Linked DNA regions of Homo sapiens: region 2 is linked to region 1. Evidence: chromatin contacts called from ENCODE Hi-C or POLR2A ChIA-PET data. All regions are on one chromosome and are shown on one strand. Each heading gives the region's core, a stretch centred on a gene start or an enhancer-like site at or near the end of the contact. The rest is flanking DNA. Distances are from core to core; before and after follow the strand shown.

What was found. A loop is a pair of places that touch in the nucleus more often than their neighbours do. ChIA-PET counts read pairs that join two places held with the same protein, here RNA polymerase II (POLR2A). Pooled maps may share reads with other maps.
Region 2: a loop to region 1 is called in a map of sigmoid colon, with 2.4 times the contacts of the local background. The contact joins the enhancer-like site here to the promoter of SCAPER in region 1. A Hi-C loop is called at or near these places in 1 of 168 maps with a recorded cell type or tissue (sigmoid colon) and 4 of 50 pooled maps. POLR2A ChIA-PET finds 5 or more read pairs at or near these places in 2 of 52 experiments (WTC11 and activated CD8-positive, alpha-beta memory T cell).

What each region holds. Positions count from the first base shown.
Region 1 is chr15:76,903,457-76,907,829 of GRCh38, reverse strand. It overlaps SCAPER (S-phase cyclin A associated protein in the ER), which reads left to right and starts at 2,490. Exons shown (of 32, transcript NM_020843.4): 1 at 2,490-2,531. RefSeq lists an enhancer at 2,144-2,644 and silencers at 2,385-2,694, 2,705-2,814, 2,835-2,914.
Region 2 is chr15:77,057,523-77,061,895 of GRCh38, reverse strand. All of the region lies in intron 1 of TSPAN3 (tetraspanin 3), which reads left to right. Among named protein-coding and RNA genes, the nearest start is that of TSPAN3, 11 kb to the left of the region's middle. Within about 2 kb of position 1,991, at least 6 of the 41 ENCODE cell types and tissues checked have a DNase peak (open chromatin) inside an H3K27ac peak, as active enhancers do.

The DNA of each region.
Region 1 (4,373 bases), core at 1,241-3,740:
AACAATATTTAAAGGCTGGGAGAAATAAGAGAGACTTTAAAAGAGATGGAGAGGGAGTGGTTAGAGATGGAGAAGTGCTACCAAGAGAGTAAAAATGAAAGGCAAGGAAAAGTATTTCCAGAAGGAAGGAGGGTCATGAAGAGAAATTAAGTTAGGTAATGATGATAATGTCCATAAGATATATAGTAGGGAAATCCCTAGTGACTTTTTTTTTTTTTTTGAGACAGAGTCTCGCTCTGTCGCCAGGCTTGAGTGCAGTGGCATGATCTGTGCTCACTGCAACCTCCGTCTCCCTGGTTCAGCGATTCTCCTGCCTCAGACTCCTGAGTAGCTGGGATTACAGGCACATGCCACCACGCCCAGCTAATTTTTGTTATTTTTAGTAGAGATGGGGTTTCACCATGTTGGTCAGGATGGTCTCGATCTCGATCTCCTGACCTCGTGATCTGCCTGCCTCGGCCTCCCAAAGTGCTGGGATTACAGGCGGGAGCCACCAGCCCAGCCCAACTTTTTTTTTTTTTTTTTTTTTAATTGAGATGGAGTCTCGCACTGTCACCCAGGCTGGAGTGCAGTGGCATGATCTCAGCTCACTGCAAACCTCTGCTATCCAGGTTCAAGGGATTCTCGTGCCTCAGCCTCCCGAGTAGCTGGGACTATAGGTGTGCGCCACCGCACCCGGCTATTTTTTTTTTTTTTTTTTTTGTATTTTTGGTAAAGACAGGGTTTCGCCATTTTGGCCAGGGTGGTCTTGAACTCCTGACCTCAGGTGATCCACCTGCCTCAGCCTCCCAAAGTGCTGGGATTACAGGCGCGAGCCACGGCGGCTGGCCCCTAGTGATGTTGGAAAGAATGGTTTCAGTGGGGTGGTGGGGCAGAAACCAGAGTGCAGTAAGTCCAGACTTGAGTAGTGGTTGAGGAATTGGAGGCACTCTTGTTTAGATAATTGGAGAAATGTATTATAGGAAAGAAAGCAGAGGTTGAAGTGGAGTCTGGTAGGTTCGGCGGGAGATTTCAAGATGGGAGAGACTTCAGGTTGTTTACATGCTTATGAGTATGAAAGGAAGTGGGGATAATTAAGAAATGAGGCCCTGACCGCCTTTTATAGAATTGTAGTATGCTCCCTACTCTATCCCCCTTATCCTACTCATTTTGTTAACTGTAGTGCTTATCATGTTATATAATTTACTTATTTATTGTGTTTACTATTTCTTGTGTTAAAAGCAAAATATTAGCCAAATTAAACAGAGTTTGAGCAAAGAATTATTCCCGAATCAGGCAGCCTCCTGAGCCAGAGTAGGTTCATACAGACTCCCGCAGAGCCACATGGTGGAAAAAGGTTTATAGACAGAGAAAGAAAAGTGAGGTAGGGAAACAGCCAGAATGGTTATAGCTAGACGTTTACCTTATTTGAACACGGTTTGAACAGTTGGCCGTCTTTGGCCAAAACTTGGTGATTGGCGCAAGAGTAGGTTGCAGTGTATTTACACCTCCATTTAGGTTATAGTTTACTATTTACGGAGAAACCTTCAGGCTGAACTTAAAATATGTAAGGACACAGCTTTTGGCTAAACTTGATGTAACACTTGCCTGGTTTCACCCTGCTCCAAGAAGCCGGAGGTTTTTTAGAGATTTCTGTTTATTTTGCTCACGTATTAACTCCAAGCATCTAGAATACCATCTGATATATAGTATGTGGTCAATAAACATTTGCTGAATAAATGAAAAAGCGAGTTTTCTAAGAAGGCAAGAGAGAAGGGGAGCCAGAACATAGCCATATGGTTCCTGCCCCCACAACGCTTGTGAGTCCAGGACTTCCCGCCTACTGCGGGTGGGGAGGGAGAGGGAAGGGTAAAGAGCTGTTTCCCAGCTGGATGAAAAGGGACGGTGAATATTCGTTTGATAATTACAGTCTGCATTGAATCTTTTTTCTATTTTGTTCAGACTGATTTAAACGTTAAAGTATTTAATTCATCATATGTTTGTCTTTGAAGTAGATGAAACGTATTTGTTAGGTCTCTGTACTTCGACCTTCCAAGCCTGGCACACAGAAGGGCCCTGATAAAGCTTCTCGGAGGCCTAGTTGTGTTCAGCGCAGCCCAGCGTGCTCCTGTCAAGTGCTTTCGCCAGCACAGATTTCTGTGAGGCGCGTCTCTAAGTCCTTAATCTGTGGATTGACTGTGGTGATAAGGCAGGAGGAGGGAAGAGATTGAGTACGAGAAAGACCTGTGTGGCCAAAAGCGGCGGTGTAAGCTTAACCTAGGAAAAGAAACAGCTTCGGAAACGCCGCGCCGGGACATCGAACCAAATCAACCCTCACACCTCCCGCCTGGGCGCCCCAACGGCGCGAACGGGCGTGCGCCTGCGCGCGGACAACACAGATCTTGCAGCCGGGAGCGGCGCGGCAGCGGCTGAGATCACGTGGTGCGCCGGGAAGCCACCCCGCCTCTCCGAGGCCTCCCTGCCCCGCCCCGTCACGCCCCTTTCCCGGCGGGACGCTTTGAGCCGCCCCGAACTAAGCAGGGCGGTCGGGGGTGAGTGTCCGCGAGGGGCGTGCGTAGCGCAGACCCGGGCGGGTCCGGGTTGGGGCGCGGGCCGTCTGAATGCCTTGCGGGGACCAGGGGACAAAATGGCGGCGGGGTACGCCCTTTCACCCCCTCCCCTCACCTGGGAGTGCGAGTTGAGCGGGGCAGGGATCGTTGCTGGGGGAGGGGAGCCGCGGTCGCCTGGGGAGGGCTCGGAGGTCGGCCTCGGAGGCCTCGGGACGGGGGCTGGGGTGAGCCGCGTCCGGGCCCTGCCCTGCGGGCTCATCTGGGGTGTGAGGGACGTGAGACCCCGCACACTACGCGGTCTGAGGGGTGAGTGGGGGGCTGCCGCGTCACCTCACTTGGGGGCAGCCCCGGCCGCGGGTGACGAGGCTTCTGGAATGTCTAAATGCGAGGGGCCCCTGGAGGAGCCTCCCTTCGTTTGACAGGTGATCGTCTTCGTCATCTGTCATTCCCAGCGGGGTTTACCATGCTTTCCCTGTACTCTGATCTTAGCTCTGCCCAGGAAACGGGGCAGGAATGGCCTCTCCGTCTTCCAGATGCGTGCGCTGAGGCCTGGAGGGGCGAAGAGCCTCTCGCACCTGGGAGTAGTGGGACCCAGCCTCCTGCCTCTGTTGCTGCTCTTTTCCAAAACAGCACTTCCTTGGCGCCTTTCCTCTACACCGTTTTCCAGGCGCGTTCGTGGGAACGGCACCAGGGAGGAACGGGATTGTTAGAAAGCAGGCACAAAACTGGTCCTGTAAGCAACACCTGCTGCTGTTAAGGGGGCCCCAGCTGAGATGAGGCCGCCTGTTTGTGAGCAGCTTCCTGTTGCTGGTGGACTGCATCTCTTATTCTAGTTGTGACAAGTTATTTTCCATGAAAATAGCTATTCATTAATAGTCATTTTACCGAACAGATACTAATTCCTTATATGAATTATAGTTTGTCTTAGTTTATGGATTAATTTCATCATTAACTTTTCATCTTCATAAATAATCTGGTAGAAGGATGGATGGGCTAGGAGTAATACTTATTTTATGAATGGAGAAACGGGGGCTCAAAAGGTTATTACTTGCCTTAGATCACCAGCTGGTGAGTGGTAAATCTGGGGTTAAGTTTTCTGACCTAAGGTTGGTAGTCTGACCACTGTCCCACTCTGGCCTATACTGGTGCTCTTTCCCTTCTGTTATTTCTGTTAACTATGACTTTTCCTCAAAGTTTGTTGGTTGCAGATGATTTATGCCACTTGAAGAATGATATCCACTAAAGAATTAATATTTTTAATCAATCAAAGAGTCAAGTTTTAATGTGATTTGGAAGGTTGTCTGTGGGAGAAGTAATCTGATGGCTTTGAAGGCAGACTGTTTTGAGTTTGAATCTCAGCCCCAACCCTTGTTTTTGGCAAATTAATTTTTCTGAGCCTTTCTTATCTGTAAAGTAGGAATAATATCCACCTCATAATTTTGTTGATAGTAATAAATTAGGTGTCTGTAAAGTATTGAGAACTGTTCCTAGCCCATGGTAAGCCCTCAACAAATGCTCTTTTCCTTCTTTCTCCACACTCCCTTGAGCTGCATTAAAAATATACTCTATGTGTCTTTGGTCCATTTGGGTCTGGTATAGCAAAATACCTCAGACTGAGTGGCTTATAAACAACAGAAATTCATTTCTTGCAGTTTTGGAGGCTGGGAAGTCCTAGATCAAGATGTCTGATGATTCAGTGTTTGGTGATAGCCTGCTTTCTGGTTAATAGATGGCACCCTCTAGCTGTCTCCTTACATGGTGCAAGGGTGAAGGGGTCTCTCTCTGGCCTCTTATAAGGGAATTTATCCCATTCATTAAGGTTCT
Region 2 (4,373 bases), core at 742-3,241, 150 kb before region 1:
AAGAATTTGTCAGGCACTGTGCTTTTAGGTGAATAAAGTCCAGATGGTGCCTTGTCTTTACATTGTTTTGATTCTTGCCAGTTCTAGATGGGAATCATCATCAATGGCTACTACATACCACTGCAAGAAAATCACTTCTATTCTTTGCTTCAGCTTCGCCCAAAATGTCCTGTGGGATGCTTTCGCCTTTGTATTTCTAAATCTCCATGTAGGTATACTTTTGGCAACAGAGCTACTTTATCTCCCCACTTGTAGCAAATCTGTTTCATTTTTAATATTGCCACATTCCAATGGCAGGTTACACCGTGGTTGATGAAAAGGAATTTAATAGTTTTACAGATTTTAACTTTTTTTTTTTTAATTTTTTGAGACTGAGTTTTGCTCTTGTTGCCCAGGCTGGAGTGCAGTGGCGCAATCTCGGCTCACTGCAACCTCTGCCTTCCAGGTTCAAGCGATTCTCCTGCCTCAGCGTTTCTGAGTAGCTGGGATTACAGGCATGTGCCACCACGCCCGGCTAATTTTGTATTTTTAGTAGAGACGGGGTTTCTGCATGTTGGTCAGGCCGGTCTCGAATTCATGACCTCAGATGATCTGCCGGCCTTGGCCTCCCAAAGTGCTGGGATTACTGGTGTGAGCTACTGCGCCTGGCCCAGATTTTAACATTTTATCTACTTGTCTCTTTCATAGAATATTTGAAAATTACCCCCCCAAAAACTAGTTTCTAAGCTATGGAAAAAGCAATCTCATATAAGAATGAAATCTCTTTAAGATATTTCACATTTGTGCATATGTAGAGGAAGGGTAAAAGCATAAAATGAAGTATCATACTTTTGGAACTCATATACTTGCAAAATTTTATAACAAGATGGCTTTATTTTTTAGACAGCTTAGTGGAAAAGCACTGGCTCTCCTAAAGTTTTAAAATGTTGTGACTTAATTTAGAGTATAGGCTTATTAAAAGATAAAGAATAATGGTTTTTTAAAAATTATTCTTTCTGTAATTTCAGACCTCAGCCTTTTGCCTAAATTTCCTTTCACTTCTTTGTAAAAAGGATGAATATTTTTAGTACACTGTCCTGGCACAAATCCTCCTTACAGGCTCAGATTTTCTCAGTGGTGACTAAAGCAGTTCAGCTGCTTCCAAGTTCTACATTTCATCTCCTTTTCTGTTGCACCTCCCTCCTCCCCAGCCCCCTCCTTTGCAGCTGCTTTATTGGCAAAGCTCAGATCCTTTGATAGATCTCAATCCCATCATGGCCCTTCAAAAGAAGAATTTAAGCTCACCTTTTATATAGCTTTTCTGATAGCCACAATTTCTGCATTAAAAATCTGAGGGATGACAAAGTCCCTATGCATACTAGTTAGGAATTTCTTAGAACCTCTCTTCCATTTACTATACTGTTTCCCATGTTCTTTTGGGTGTTTTTCATATTGATGGTTGGATATCATTACAACAATTACTTTTGGCTGTTTTTAGGTCTTCAGCTGCTACTGGGATACCTCTTCTATATTTTCAAAGTAACCAGTGTCATTTCATAATTGTTTATTATACAGCTTAAGATATAAGCACCATATACAGATTTCAGTAAAAGCAAAATTTGAAGCTGTTTTCAATTTAGGAAACACATCGTCTATTTATAAGCAATTTGATGTGTATAGTTTCATATCAGCAATCCGTGCAGTTTTCTCTTTGGTGTGTGCAACTAGTAAGTTCCTTTAACTATATGTTGCCAAATAGAGCTTTGTTATGTTCTCATCTTGTTGTGTGACTTGGATGTTGACTGCAGCCTGGGAAAAAAAACTGTTGTAGAGTCTATCAGAAAAGAAGAGGCAGCTTTACAAATGGCATCTCCCCACAGCCCTCCATTGCATTTGTTGTGCATCTGGTTGTCTCTGTTGCTGGTTTTTCTGCTTTCTTGTAGTCTCAGTTTCAGATGAGTGCCTCTTTTAGGGGGGAGAGGCAGTGGCAGCAGAGGAAACATTTCCCTTGGCCCACCTCCAAGCAGCACTAAGTGTGAGTCTCATAGGAACCTCTTTAGATTGAAAACTCATCAATTTATATCTAAAATGCAAGTAGTTCTTCAGTGAACTGTGCTTCAGGTTGATTGTTAAGTACATATGGCCTCCAGTTTTCTCTTATTTTCATTCGAATTTACATAGGCTAAAGCTAGTGAAGTTTCAGTAGGTGTACCGAAAGCTCAGAAATGGAATTCATTTTAACTCAAGCCTTTTAAGAAATAAATACTGCCTTTTAGAGTAAAAAAAACCTACAACATTAAAGGATAGAGAAACGTCTAATAAAAACAAATGACAAAATTTGATTAATTTGCACTTCAGATTGCTTCTAATTTAGCGTGAGGACTGATACTATTTACTTTAGCAAAATGTGTGTGTGTACATGTGTGTGAATATATATCACACAAGTAGTCAATAAAAAGGGGTATTTGGGAAGAGTGTTAAGTAGTTGACATACTTCTGTAATAAATGCACCCAAATTAAAATTAAGCTATGTCTGGCCAGGCGCAATGGCTCACGCCTGTAATCCCAGCACTTTGGGAGGCCGAGGCGGGCGGATCACGAGGTCAGGACATCGAGACCATCCTGGCTAACACGGTGAAACCCCGTCTCCACTAAAAATACAAAAAATTAGCCAGGTGTAGTGGCGGGCGCCTGTAATCCCAGCTACTCGGGAGGCTGAGGCAGGAGAATGGCGTGAACCTGGGAGACGGAGCCTGCAGTGAGCTGAGATTGCGCCACTGCACTCCAGCCTGGGCGACTGAGTGAGACTCCGTCTCAAAAAATAAATAAAATAAAATAAAATTAAGATAAATTAAACTATTTCTCTTCTCCACTCCCCCCCACTTTTGTGCTCACCTTCATTCTCTAGTACCATGCCCCAAAAGCAAATATGTCAGTGAACTCTGAGAACCTTTGAACAGGCAGTTTGCTGTAAGTACAGTGTTTATATTTATGACATATTTACGATATATTAACATATTCCAGATGTAATGGCCATCAGAATTCAGCAAGCTGGATTCAGTTGCCAAATAATTGAATAGTGAACTAAAAGCTATAAGCATTGAACTGAAGAGAAACCAGATACAAACCAAATACAAATACAAACCAACGCAAATACAAACCAAAGCTTATGATAGAGTTGGGAGGGTGATTTCAAGGGAAAGGGGTGAGATGAGGTGTACTCAATAAACTTTAACTGATACCTGCTGTCTGCCAAGTACTGTTCTAGATGATACAAGGGTGAAGGACAGATGGGTACAATTCGTGCTCTCAAGGTGTGTTGAGACAGGTATAGCTATAATTGCAACCGTTTCGATAAATATTCTGTTAGAACCATGCACTGGGAGATGTTTGTGTCCACCAAGGGCAGCTAATCCAGCCTGAAATGGTCAAGAATGGCTTCCAAAAGGAAGAGGTAACATTTAAGCTTCATCTTAATGAGCGACAAGGAGTTCCCAGGCATTTGAAGAGAGCATTCTAGAGAGAACAGCGGAGGCAAAGAAGTGAGAGAATATGTGGTCCATTTGGGTATAACAGTTCTATATTGTTCATAGTTCACAAGGGGTAATGAGATCTGGGGCTGAAAAGGAGGAATAGCTTGGTTCATCGGGGACTCACTTGCCTCATCCTGATTTTAAGTAAGGCTATGGCTTGATCTGGTTTGTATTTTTAATAAATATAACCCTGGTAGTATAAAGAATGTATTAAGATGCAGGGAGAGTCAATAAGTAAGATTTAGGGGGATAAGATAAGGCCCAAATTAAGACAGAAGCACTGCAGTGGGGTTGAAGAGGAGTTGAGGTATTCGAATAATGTTTTGGAAGTAAAGTTGAAGTTTTGTGATTTATGGGTTATAGAGGTGGGGCAAGGAAAGTTAATCCTCAGATGTTTGACCAGAAAAATTAGATGTCTGGTACCTTTTGCTATGATAGGAATGTAAGGGAAGATTAGATGGGCTGGGCAGGAAGGCAGAAAGGGTTTGAGACAGGTTGAGGATGACATGTCTCTGGAACTTGCAGATGGAAATGTGTAGTTCTGAGATGATAGCTCAGGTAGTGAGCTACAATGACTAATGAAGCCATAGCTGCTGTAGCCCACGGAGAGCCCAGAGAATGACTAAAGAATAAGGCCGAAGACAGAATCCTGGAGATCACTAACATCTCAGAGTCCGTGAAGAGAATGAAAAAGTGAGCACCTGGGGAAGTAGGAAGAAAACCAGCAGTGGGGCCTCTTGGAAGCCAGAGGAAGAGAGTTTTAAAACAATGTTTTTAAAAATTGCCTTCATTATTCTAGTTGTCTTCTCACTTTAAAAAGTTCATGTTACATTTTAAAAAATCAAATTACTTTCCCAAATT